2 separate regions of the Mus musculus genome follow, and region 2 is linked to region 1. The links are chromatin contacts, found by Hi-C or POLR2A ChIA-PET in ENCODE. All regions are on one chromosome and are shown on one strand. Each heading gives the region's core, a stretch centred on a gene start or an enhancer-like site at or near the end of the contact. The rest is flanking DNA. Distances are from core to core; before and after follow the strand shown. Region 1 overlaps Ice1 (interactor of little elongation complex ELL subunit 1). Region 2 holds the start of Ice1 (interactor of little elongation complex ELL subunit 1).

Region 1 (5,652 bases), core at 1,879-4,378:
ATGACCCTGGAGGTCTTCGGAGGGCCAGCAGGTACGTCCAGTCCATTTGTCTCCACACAGTTTCACTTTTCAGTCAGGATGATAAAAGCCTCCATCTATACTCTGCTGGGTACCAGGATTCATCAGCCTAAAGCTACTTGGCCTGCAGAGAGTCATACAGCACCATGGGTGACTTCTGTCCATGTGGATGGATGGATGGATGGATGGATGGATGGATGGATGGATGGATGGAGTCTGTGCTGGAACTGGTACTACTGGACTGGAGAAGCCACTGTCTGTGGAAACATCTAGATGCCCAACTCCTGGACACTCAAGACACAGGAAGCGAGGCCTCTCCCTTCCCACTTATTTGCCACCTCGACAGGCCACCACTCACCAACAGATGCTTCAATGCTTTACCTAGCAATGGGGACCTTGTGCTTTCTTCCACTCTGTCCCACCTTCCATTCAGGAGGGCCGAGGCGAAGCTCTCTCTAGATGAGGAGACAGATGGGAGGGGAAGGAAGAGGAGGGAAAGAGTGAGGAAGGAAAAATCGGAGGATATGAATACGAATGAGCAAGTCAGCGCTTGCTTCCATCAGCTACTGATCCCCAAATCTCTGCCCTGATCTCTAATTTTGCTTATTGGGGGGGGGGGGGGGGAGCTCAAGGCCACCAACAGTTGAATATCTTGCACCCCCTCTTCCTCCTGTACCTGTTGAGGACCTATGTCAATCTGCCTTTCTGGGCGTGCCCAGAGCATCCTTTACCCTTCAGCAGCCCCACACCTCTGGAGGCTAGGGCTAAACAGTGAGACCTGCAGCCCAGCCTTAAGTGCCCTGCAGGCTGCTGTGGAAGAGGATCCCATGGACAGTCACTTGCATTTGGGCCCCACACCTTCTCACCCTCAGCAGGACTACCTTCACTTTCCAGGAGGAATGCGACTACTCCCTCTTCTTGTTAGATGCTCTTCTGGGTCCTTCCAACTTTACCTCCTCAGAGGACCTAGATCTCATGCTGACGTCTGTGCCCCTTCTCTGTGATTACAGACCCATCACTGCCAGGTCCAGTGGGTGATGACTTAAGAGACTTACCCATTGAGAATATGGCTCTCTCTTAACAGGCTCGTTGAGCACTAGCTCAGAGCATAGGCAGAAGGAGGCACTAAAGAAGAACTTCCAAAGGGGCAACCCACTCACTCATGTTTGTGAAAGCTACTTAAGACACAGATGCAAGTCACCAGAACCATTGTCAGGTGTGACTTTATAGACAGCAATTATAACTGAATAGCGAAGTCTACACAGAACCATTTGACACTCCACAGTCTGGGACACATCTTCATCCGCACTACAGATGGGACATCAAGCACCACATAAAACAATCACAACAGTGTGTATGGCTTGCTTTTATTTTTTATTATAAAAACACATACAAGAGTTTTAAGAAATGATGAATATAAGACAAATCAGAATCACAGTGAGTTATTAAACCCATTTCTATATACAAATAAAAAAATTCCGAAAGTGGAATATCATCCAATGTGAGACACATCATAGATAGCACTGTCTGTATGCACACACCCCACAGAGCTGTCCCTATGCACACAGCCCACAGGGCTCTGATGCTCCCTCAGACTGGCCATCTCTACACAGCCAAATGGGAGTCTTGCTCTGTCAGTTAATCCTGATAGTAATTTATGGTTCAGGACATTTACAAATGGGAAGAAACACACTCACATACACTTCCACCAAGTTTGTCCTACTATGGTACTACGGTAGCTGCGCACTATGCTGTGGTTAAACCTCTGGAGCCATTTCCAGCTACAACAGTGAGAGACTTGCTTAGTTCTTGTTTTAAAAGACAATTTGCTTTTGCCTAGCCATTTACTTGAGCATAAACTCTAAAAATGACTCAGGTACCAAACCATGTTTTTGTATGTTTAAGATCATTATAAAAAATGCCACTCAACCTTTAAAAGCCACTAAAAAGGACACTTTTGCAGCCAAAGAAATAAAAAGGGCTAAGTTCAAGTTTTTGTTGTTTGACCAAGATACAATAATACAATCTATATGTCTGTGACCATACAGTCATAACTGAAATGCATGTGGTATAGGGGGAAATGCAGCTGCCTGCCTCTGTCCTCATCAGACCACGAGGCGCGCTCCTGTCATCTGCATCATGCCGTTCTCTGCTGAAAGAAGGCAAGAGCTTTACAGTAGAGCTGGCTAAAGCCCTTCTCTCTGCAGTGATCGTGACCTTCCGGTAAGCCTCCTGTCTCAGGGAGCTGACAGCCAGCTCTCAGGGTGCAGAGTCTCCTTTGCTTGTACAGCCAGCCGAGCCATCAGCACTCAGAGAGCCAACCTCTTCCAAACAGTGGACAATGGCGGATGGAATAGCGTTGGAAGTTTGTGTTCGCCAAGCTTCTAGAATCTTGGATATCTCTGCTGGATTGCTAGGACTCAAGTCACAAAGGGCATACACAGCTGCAAGCTGTACACCCCATGGGATATCTGAAAAGGATTTTCAAATCAGTTATAATACATCGACAAAGAAAGCATCTGGTAGCATCTCCGCGTATGACCTAAAGAAAACTACTCAGACATGGACTATTTGCGGCCACTAATGAGAAAGTCACATTACAAAGAAAAATGTCTCACAACAAAAATGTTCATTCAAGACCTGTCTACAAATGAAAACTAAGAGCTCCCTGTCCCTCTGGGCACTGGCTGTTACCAGTTACATGGGGTTACTCCTCTAACCCCATGAAGCTGGAAAAACACGAGGAACCTCTAACAACACCAACTAACACAAAACGCTCAGCCTCCAGCACAGACATGAAAATCATAATAACTTTAGTCTATTTTTACTAAGTAGTCCATTTATACAAAAGCCTACCCTTGTGTCAACTGACACCAGATGAGACTATGATTCTGAGCCAGTGTGACTCCAGACAAGAATAACTTCAGCCAGTGTGACTCCAGGCCAATTTGAGCCTAGGCCAGTGTGGCTCCACGCCAGTGTGACTCAAGATCAGTGTGGCTTTGGGTTAGTGTGACTCTAGGCCGGCATGGATCTAGGCCAGTGACTCTAGGCCAGTGTGACTTCAGGCTAATATAGCTCCAAATCAGTATAACTGCAGGTTAGTTTGGCTCCAGATCAGTTTGACTCTAGGCCAGTGTGGCACTAGGCCAGTGAGACTCGAGACCAGTGTGGCTGTAGATCAGCGTGACTCGAGACCAGTGTGGCTGTAGATCAGCGTGACTCCAGATCAGTTTAATTCCAGGTCAGTTTGGCTCCAGACCAGTGTAACTCCAGGCCAGTGTGACTCCAGGCCAGTGTAGATCTAGGCAAGTGTGGCTCTAGGCCAGGATGGCTAGAGGCCAGTGTGATTCTAGCTTAGCATTTCTCTAGACCAGTGTGGCTTAGCGTTTCTAAGCCAGTGTGGCCCCAGGGCAGCATGACTCTAAACCCAGTATAACTCCAGACCAGCATGGCTCCTGGGCAGTGTGATTCTAGGCCACTGTGGCTCTAGACCAGTGTGGCTCTAGGCCAGTTTGACTCTAGACCAGTGTGGCTCTAGGCCAGTGTGACTCCAGACCAGCATGGCTCCAGGCCATTATGACAGATGTAGTTTAACCAGAGTGCCATTATCATTATGTTGGCAAAAGTTTACTTTTTAAAATCTAATTTATTAATTTATAACTTAGTTAATGTAATTCACTGAATTCTAAATGTTTCAGGAGCTAAAGTTCATTATTAGCCATGTATCTCCATCTTCTATGAGCAAGGCAGGGATAAACAAGGCAAATTAGAATTTCAGGCTGTGTCCCTCATGCAAATGCATATCCACATATCACAGATTGGATTAATCTCTAACCATGACATTCATTTATGACCCATATATGCCTTACATGCATAGCAAAGGTAATCCAATATAACAAACTAATACGTTCATGCTATTTAGCAGATTCATGATAGGAATTTTATAGCTCTGGTATTTTGTCAGTGTTTAAAAATTTTAGATTTTCATTTTCTGCCAAGGGCAGCTCTGGAAGGTTCCCCTCCTCAAATAGGAAGCAAAGGCCAGAGAAATCCATGTGTCTACATGTTAGTTCTAATTGAGAATTTAGAAGAATTTCTTCCCTGATACCGAAGAATCAAGAAAAGCATACATATGGCTCTTTTCAGAGTCAGGACTCAACGAGACATGAACGAGGCATTGACAGCCTTAAGCAGGTTTCCAGACTGCAGCACTCAGGCCGCAGCAACAGGGGTGACAGGCACTGCAGGCTCCTTACTGTTCCCTCTGGCATTTAGTGTATGAAATGAGGACAGTGCCTTTCCACCTCCAGGGAGCTAGGAGGCATGTACTAATATACACGGCTTTTAGGTTACACCCATGACAGCAACACAGTCCAGGCCGCACATGTTAGTGAGACACCTTACAAGCTATGACCCTGACTACCTTTTATATCAAGTAGTATCCAAATTGTCATCAAGAGCACTTTCCTATGGAAGCAATGAACACTGCCTTAGCAGCAGGACAGTGTCTAGAGAAACTGCTTACAGCTGCTACTCATGTGCCTGGCACGCACATCAGACCTGCCACCCAGAACTGAAGACAAAGACCTGTGGCTAGGAGTAGCCCAGTGCCACCGGGTGTCTAAGCTGTCAATTTGTATATCTAGTACAAAGCTGTTTACATTATTCATTCACTGCTCAATATTCAAAAGAGACACCAGACTCATCATTCGAAGGGTTACTCTGAGTTAAGCTTTACCCACAAAAATAAGACATTAAATTATATGCCATGAAATCCATAATGGTTAACACAAGGGCCCACTCTGCTACAGGACACTCCCCTTTGGCTGCTGTGCAGGTTTTCTCTGAGGATACAGCCCAGGAGGCAGCCTCATGGGCAGTTTTTCAGTTGTGGATTCCTCCTCTCAGATGACTGCAGTCTGTGTCAAGTTGACACAGAACTAGCTAGCACACTATCTACCCAAGAAGGCAGCAGGTATTTTGTGCTCATACATGCATGGGTGAGAGGTGGTAAGCCATTCTCAGGATGCTTCCTGAATGACAAGGCACCAGTCCTGGAGCAGAGTTCCCTTTTTTGAGGAAGAACTGCTCGTCAGAGCAACTGACCCTTGAAGATACAACACACCACAAAAGGTCAAAAGCACATGAATTTAAGTTGGAAGGACTGGCTCATGTCCTCAGGACATGAAGGGAGAACAGTTCAAGGGTAATGAAAGCCACAGTCTTACCTTCATCCTGAGCATGTTGTATGAACATACCAATAACCGAGCTGATATTCTTCACAGCAGTTGGAAACCCCTCCTTCAAACCCAACTGGCCTAATCGACCTGAAGTAACAAAACACAGCAAAGCAGAGTTCAATAAATGTTGGCTAATATTTCCTGGAAACTGTAATTCATGTCTTATTTTGTTAATTTTTTTCCATTTCCCACCATACATGGTATAGTTTAAGCCTGAAGACCTGTAGTGCAGTGTGGGCTACCACTCAGTGAGACAGCTGAGGCCACAGGGCTCATAGCACAAATCGATGCACCCTGCCACTCAGAGTGCTGCTCACCACCTCGTACCCATGCGAAAGCACAAACACCTGCTGCCTTCTTACAATGTCAATTGATATAGGCTAAAGTCACT
Region 2 (5,652 bases), core at 1,248-3,747, 47 kb after region 1:
TTTTCCTGCTATCATTCTGTCCCCTAGAGCTTTGACGAACTCCTCCCTTAATACTCACTAGATCACTTTAGTGAGATAATTTGCCTTTTATCAAACACAGCTCCCATTCGTCGATTCATCTTGTGCCTTCCACCTGTGACTTTTAAGCTTTTCTACATACTTTGCTTTGGTTACATTAATAGAGAAAAGCTTCCATCTCTCAACATACAGGATATAAGCACAGAGCCTCCTAGGATGTTCTACCATCTTGCCAGACTCACTTTGCAAATTAAATACAGAGCTCAAGCTAGCTCTGAAACACTACTGCCTGGAAAGCCTTTTCAGAAGCAACCCTCCTCTTGGTGGGAGCACAGCCCTGGGGCTCTTTTACTCTTGTCTGTGGCTGCTTTCACACCTCAGTGGCAAGTGAGCAGGTGTGAACAACTTCCCAAAGCACAGTTATTTATGATCTTGCCTCTTAAGGGAGAAGGTTTACAGACCAGGCCTATACAGAGCTAAAGGAACCTCTCCTTTATTCCCTGCTCCCCAAAGTGTGACCTGGAGGGAGGGAACAAAGGTGTCCTTGGGAAGCAAAAGCAGCAGCTTCCAGGCCAAAATAAAGACAGGCGGTGGGAACAAGAGACCCAGCAAACGGACTGGATGCAGGCTGTCAAAGAAGGAAGGCACCAGGATAGCCACCAGTTTCTGGCCTAAGCAACCTAAAGAAATCAATGGCACTGCTCACTCAACAGGACAGGGACTCCTGGTGAGCAGTGTGTGAATGCAGCTCTCCAGAGGGCTAAGAAGAATGGGTCACACAGCTGTCTGTTCAAATACCTGCAATGATTCACCACCACCTCATCCAGAGAAGCCCAAGCTCATACAACGGTGTGGGTGTATGAGAACCACACAACCAGGGCTCTTCTGGCTCTTCTGACCTCTGCAAATCCTAAATCTTCAGTCTGCTGTGGCCTCACCGGTCTTCTCAAGCACACCAGGAAAGCAACTACCCCAGGCCTTGAGGCATCCACTAGGATGTCGGGCTTCAAAGAAATCAACCGAACTCGCTCTCCTATAACCTTGTTCAAATACGATTTTTCCAAAGACCAGAAAATCTCAGCAGCCAAAAGCCTGGTCCTTACCCACTCTCCCCTCCTACTTTTGCCTGTTTGTTACCAATATGTTGCTTCTAATGTAACTTTCCTCTTCTCTTTGCGTACATTGTTATAAACTAGCAGGGGATCAAAAAATTTGAGTAAATAGGCTCAAAACACAAATATGGTCCATTAAAGAAGCGTTCCATTCAGAATCTTTTAAGGGAGGGGAGGGTTATAAGATGCCTACACGATGTGGCCTAGCTACAACATGGCTTGACTCTCCATCTTCTCTATGAGAGTGCCAAACCATTTCCTATTCTCCAAGCAACTAGAACATACGAATCGGCGCAGAGACATTGCACTTTACAATAAAAAGCAAACTTCCACAGATAGCTAGCTAGTCTGCATCCCTTATCTCGTCTCACCAACCCCGAGGCTGCCACAGGCTTTGCTCATCAAACATCAAGAAACCGTCCCACTTGTTAAAACCGATCTCCAGAGCTACTTTTCAACATTCACAACTCCCACTGCCTCAACACCACCTCACCAGAACCCCCTGACATCTTCCATTATTTCCTTCCCAACATCTAAAATCCTGTCGAGTCGTACTTGCGCACGTTCATCTTATCCGTGTCCAGGTGGTTTACCAGAATATGAACAGTGCTTAGAACACTGGGTAGAAAGGGGATGAACTGAACGGGAGCAAGGGCAAGTTCCGTTTTGCCACTGACAATAGGTGAATGGAACTCTAAGACAGAAAGCTGTGCGAGTCTCCAGCCCTGAGCACTGGGGACTATTTCTATTGCATCAGTAAAACCTAGAACCCATCTGCAGCGATCCATTGTTAAGAACAGGACATGACACTGTAACAAACTACCTAGACCCACGTATGTTTATTGGACAATTTTAATCAGACAACTAACATGCTACTTAACAAAAGCTAAGCTTGGCAGTATATTAATAGATACGTGTAAGCTAAAATGCAGTTCCGTTCCGGAATCTTGGAAGTCTAGCGACCTGGGCACGCAACATAAAACCCTTGCCTTCAAACAACAAATAATTAGGAGTGCGAGGAGGCCTTCATCACAGAGAGGAAGATTCCCTCCGCGCGTAGACAGCGTCACCCACCAACCAAACTGGGCCCTGCAAACCCTGAGTCGGGAAGACGAGGAGTCCTGAAGAGCACGCTCACTCTGTCCGCCGCCGGCATCGCAGCAGCTGAACCAATTCTGTCCGTGATTAAACAAAGCACCGGCACCCGCCCCCAAAACGGCGCAAAAGGGTCAGCCAGGGATCCTGCGTACCTGCTGCAGGGAGGCGCAGCCCTGACACCGCGCGAGGTCGGCTGGCCCGGGCGCCGCCGGGTGCGTCTCGCCGGGCATCATGGTGCTGCGGCCCGGCCTGCAGGGCGCGCGCTCAGGGGCCCGCTGCCTCGGCCCTGCTCCGCCGCCCCAGCCACCGCCAGCCTGGCCGCTTCCCGCCGGGCGCGGGCAGGTCCATGCGTGCGCCAAGGTCCCCGTGGAGCCGGCCTAGGGCTCAGACCAGCGAAGCAGCCCAGGGCACTTGAGAGCGGCGCAGCCCCGAGGGCCCAAAGCGACGACAGCACACGAGGTCCCCGCCCCACCCAGCCCCGCCCCCCGTCGGGGCTGCCCGCAGATCCGCCTGATCAAAAAGCCAGAACGAAGCGTGGTCGTACAAAAAGCAAAGCCTTAGGACACATCTTGGAAGAGATGAACAAGAGCCAGGGCCTGCCTTCACGAACTGTCTGTGCATCTGTCAGCTGCCTCATTACAGGCCCTGTGTAGACGCCTAAATCCCTTCAGCCTCCAAGGGGCGGGGGTTTTGCGATGTCATTGGCATGCCGACCACCGAAGGAGGACCCGAGCCTGGGTTTGGAAAGTGCGAACGCTTCTTGCAGAGCTACTGCACTATTCTCCCAGTAGACAGGCAGGGAGCGGAAGAAAAACTACAATTCCCGGAGTGCCTCGCAGCGGCAGGGTGAGCACCGCCTGGAGGCCAACCTCTAGGGCTCCATGCTCTGCTACTAACGTGTGGGGTGTGTCTGCACGCAGCCAACCAGACAAACCCCTTCGAGCCGGTTTCCCAGTCATCTTCACCCTTAGGCTGGAGAGGTGGAAAGAAGAAATCCTCATTCAGCTTTAAAAGCCACTTGAAATCAGGGCTTGAACTCTCGCTGACATCCTAGCATTGTATCCACTCTCCTCAGAAACTTTGTTGCCATCAGTATCTGTCTACTAGGAAGTTTCTGGCGGCTCCTCATCTTCTGGTTACAAAGTCCCAATCTCAACAACAGTGTTGCATTTATTAGTGAGGGTTCTCTAGAGTCACAGAACTTATGGGTAGACTCTATATAGTAAGGGAATTTATTGATGACTTATACTCTGTAGTCCAACTCGCCAACAATGGTCAGCAGCAGCTGTGAATGGAAGTCCAACGATCTAGCAGTTGCTCAGTTCCACAGGGCAAGCAGGCAAAGAAGAGAGAGCCTATCTTTCTTCATCTAATGTCCTTATGTAGGTCTCTAGCAGAAGATACGGCCCAAATTAAAGGTGTGTGTCACCATGCCTGGATCTGGGACTTGCTTTGTCCCAGATGACCTTGAACTCAGAGAGCTTCCAATCTTAATCTCTTGGGATTCATAGCCAGTATATGCCTCAAGATCTCCACGATAGGGGCTGGTCAGATGGCTCAGCGGGTAAGAGCACCTGACTGCTCTTCCGAAGGTCCAGAGTTCAAATCCCAGCAACCACATGGTGGCTCACAACCATCCGTAACAAGATCTGACTCCCTCTTCTGGTGTGTCTGAAGACAGCTACAGTGTACTTACATATAATAATAAATAAATCTTAAAAAAAAAATCTCCACGATAAGATCCAGGTCAGAAACTTGTATCTCCCAGCCACCAGATTAGGATCACAGGTGAGCCTTCCAATTCTGGATTGTAGTTCATTCCAGATATAGTCAAGTTGACAACCAGGAATAGCCACTATAATTTATTAAGAGGGCATCCAGACCCTGCACATCTGTCCTAAGCCTCGGGATGGAAAATGCAACTCAAAACCCTCACACCCTGTTCTGTCTTCAAGCTATCTTCTTTGACGTTGAAAGACCATATAGATACCCAGAAATAGCTGAATGCCTTGTCATTGCTATTTGCACCCAAGCAAGACAGGCCCATAACCTGACAGTCTGTGTAGAAGGTCCAGGTTTCCTCAGAGGCTGGCGAACAGAATGTGTAAGGTTACAAGAAGAACATGGGTTTTGGTTGGGTCAGAGTCAATCCCCAACTAACAAGCTAGGTCTGGCCACCCAACCTCAACAGGCCAATTAAAGGGCATACTTTATAGTTAAAAGCAGAAAAAGATATCTCCAAAGTGGTCACATTAGGAAGAAGAAAGATCCAGTAATTAAAAAAAAAAAGATTTCCCCAACCTCAGCCCTGATCCAAAGCCCATCTTCAGAATCCTGACCTGGGTTTAGGTTTAAGTAGAGAGCAGGAAGTATGCATGGGTAGTCACGGTAGCTGTGGTCCTTCCTATCATAAACCCACTATTGTGTCTGCTCTAGCTTCTGCTGAAAGGCTATCTGACAAGCTGCCAAAACGGTGAGAAAAATCTTTGTCTAGATACAGGCTTCCGTTCTGGTTGGCTTTTGGCTTCAGCCATTTCCTTCTTCCAACATGGGATTCCTGTGGATACAAGGATCAATGGTCTTACAGTGGGGTTGAGAGCCAGGACACTGGTTCCTCTCTAGAATGCTCTTGTGCTCTCTCTCTCTCTCTCTCTCTCTCTCTCTCTCTCTCTCTCTCTCTCTCTGTCTCTGTGTGTGAGTGTGTGTGTGTGTGTCTGTGTCTGTGTTTGTCTGTCTGTCGGTCTGTCTGTCTTTCTCTTTTCCTGGGACAGTTAGAGAAGGGCAAAAGGGTAGATGCATGAGAGAACAGTGTGCCATGTGAAGCACACCAAACCATCCAGTTGAGCCTCCTACAAGCCACAGGACATAGGTCCAATCACCAAGTTGCTTGTGATGTTGTAACCAGGGTGATGGAGGTTGACCCTCACAATTGTTCAATTCTTACTTCTGATCCCTACAGATTTATCTTCATAGTAATTTTATTGCCCAGCTGGTTGGGTTTATTTTTATTTATTTATTGTTAATGCATATTGCCTTAGCCGAGAAGAAACCCTCATCTTCTCACTCTAGTACATTCTGGCAAAACCCCAGCAATGCATTGCAGAGGCCTGCAAAGCTGGGTGCTACCCTTCTGCCACAGCACACTTCCTATGCTTGTCTCTTTTCTGAAATGCTCTGCCTGCTACCTAGCTGTGTGGAAGTCCCACTTGGCCTTCTAGACTCCCCATTTTATTCCTGCAATTCTGAGTTAACACCCTCTTCCTTTTTTGCTTCTTAGTTTCAATGGATTTTTTTCCTTATTTTTGTTTGTTTGTTTTTTTCAAGACAAGGTTTCTCTGTAGCCTTGGCTGTCCTGGAACTTGCTCTATGTAGCCAGGCTGGCCTCAAACCTGGAGAGAAGATCTGCCTGCCTCTGCCTCCCAAG

Evidence for each region. Hi-C counts contacts between places; a loop is a spot of excess contacts on that map. ChIA-PET counts read pairs that join two places held with the same protein, here RNA polymerase II (POLR2A).
Region 2: a map of gastrocnemius shows a loop between it and region 1 (2.3-fold over the local background). The contact joins the promoter of Ice1 here to the enhancer-like site in region 1. A Hi-C loop is called at or near these places in 1 of 37 maps with a recorded cell type or tissue (gastrocnemius). POLR2A ChIA-PET finds 5 or more read pairs at or near these places in 1 of 5 experiments (Patski).

The regions. Positions count from the first base shown.
Region 1 is chr13:70,587,324-70,592,975 of GRCm38, forward strand. Ice1 (interactor of little elongation complex ELL subunit 1) reads right to left here. Exons shown (of 19, transcript NM_144837.3): 18 at 5,250-5,348; 19 at 1,366-2,489. The coding sequence ends at 2,278. Among named protein-coding and RNA genes, the nearest start is that of Gm36267, 16 kb to the left of the region's middle. Within about 2 kb of position 3,129, at least 1 of the 3 ENCODE cell types and tissues checked has a DNase peak (open chromatin) inside an H3K27ac peak, as active enhancers do; it is gastrocnemius, where a contact is called at or near this core.
Region 2 is chr13:70,635,137-70,640,788 of GRCm38, forward strand. It overlaps Ice1 (interactor of little elongation complex ELL subunit 1), which reads right to left and starts at 2,498. Exons shown (of 19, transcript NM_144837.3): 1 at 2,381-2,498. The coding sequence starts at 2,461.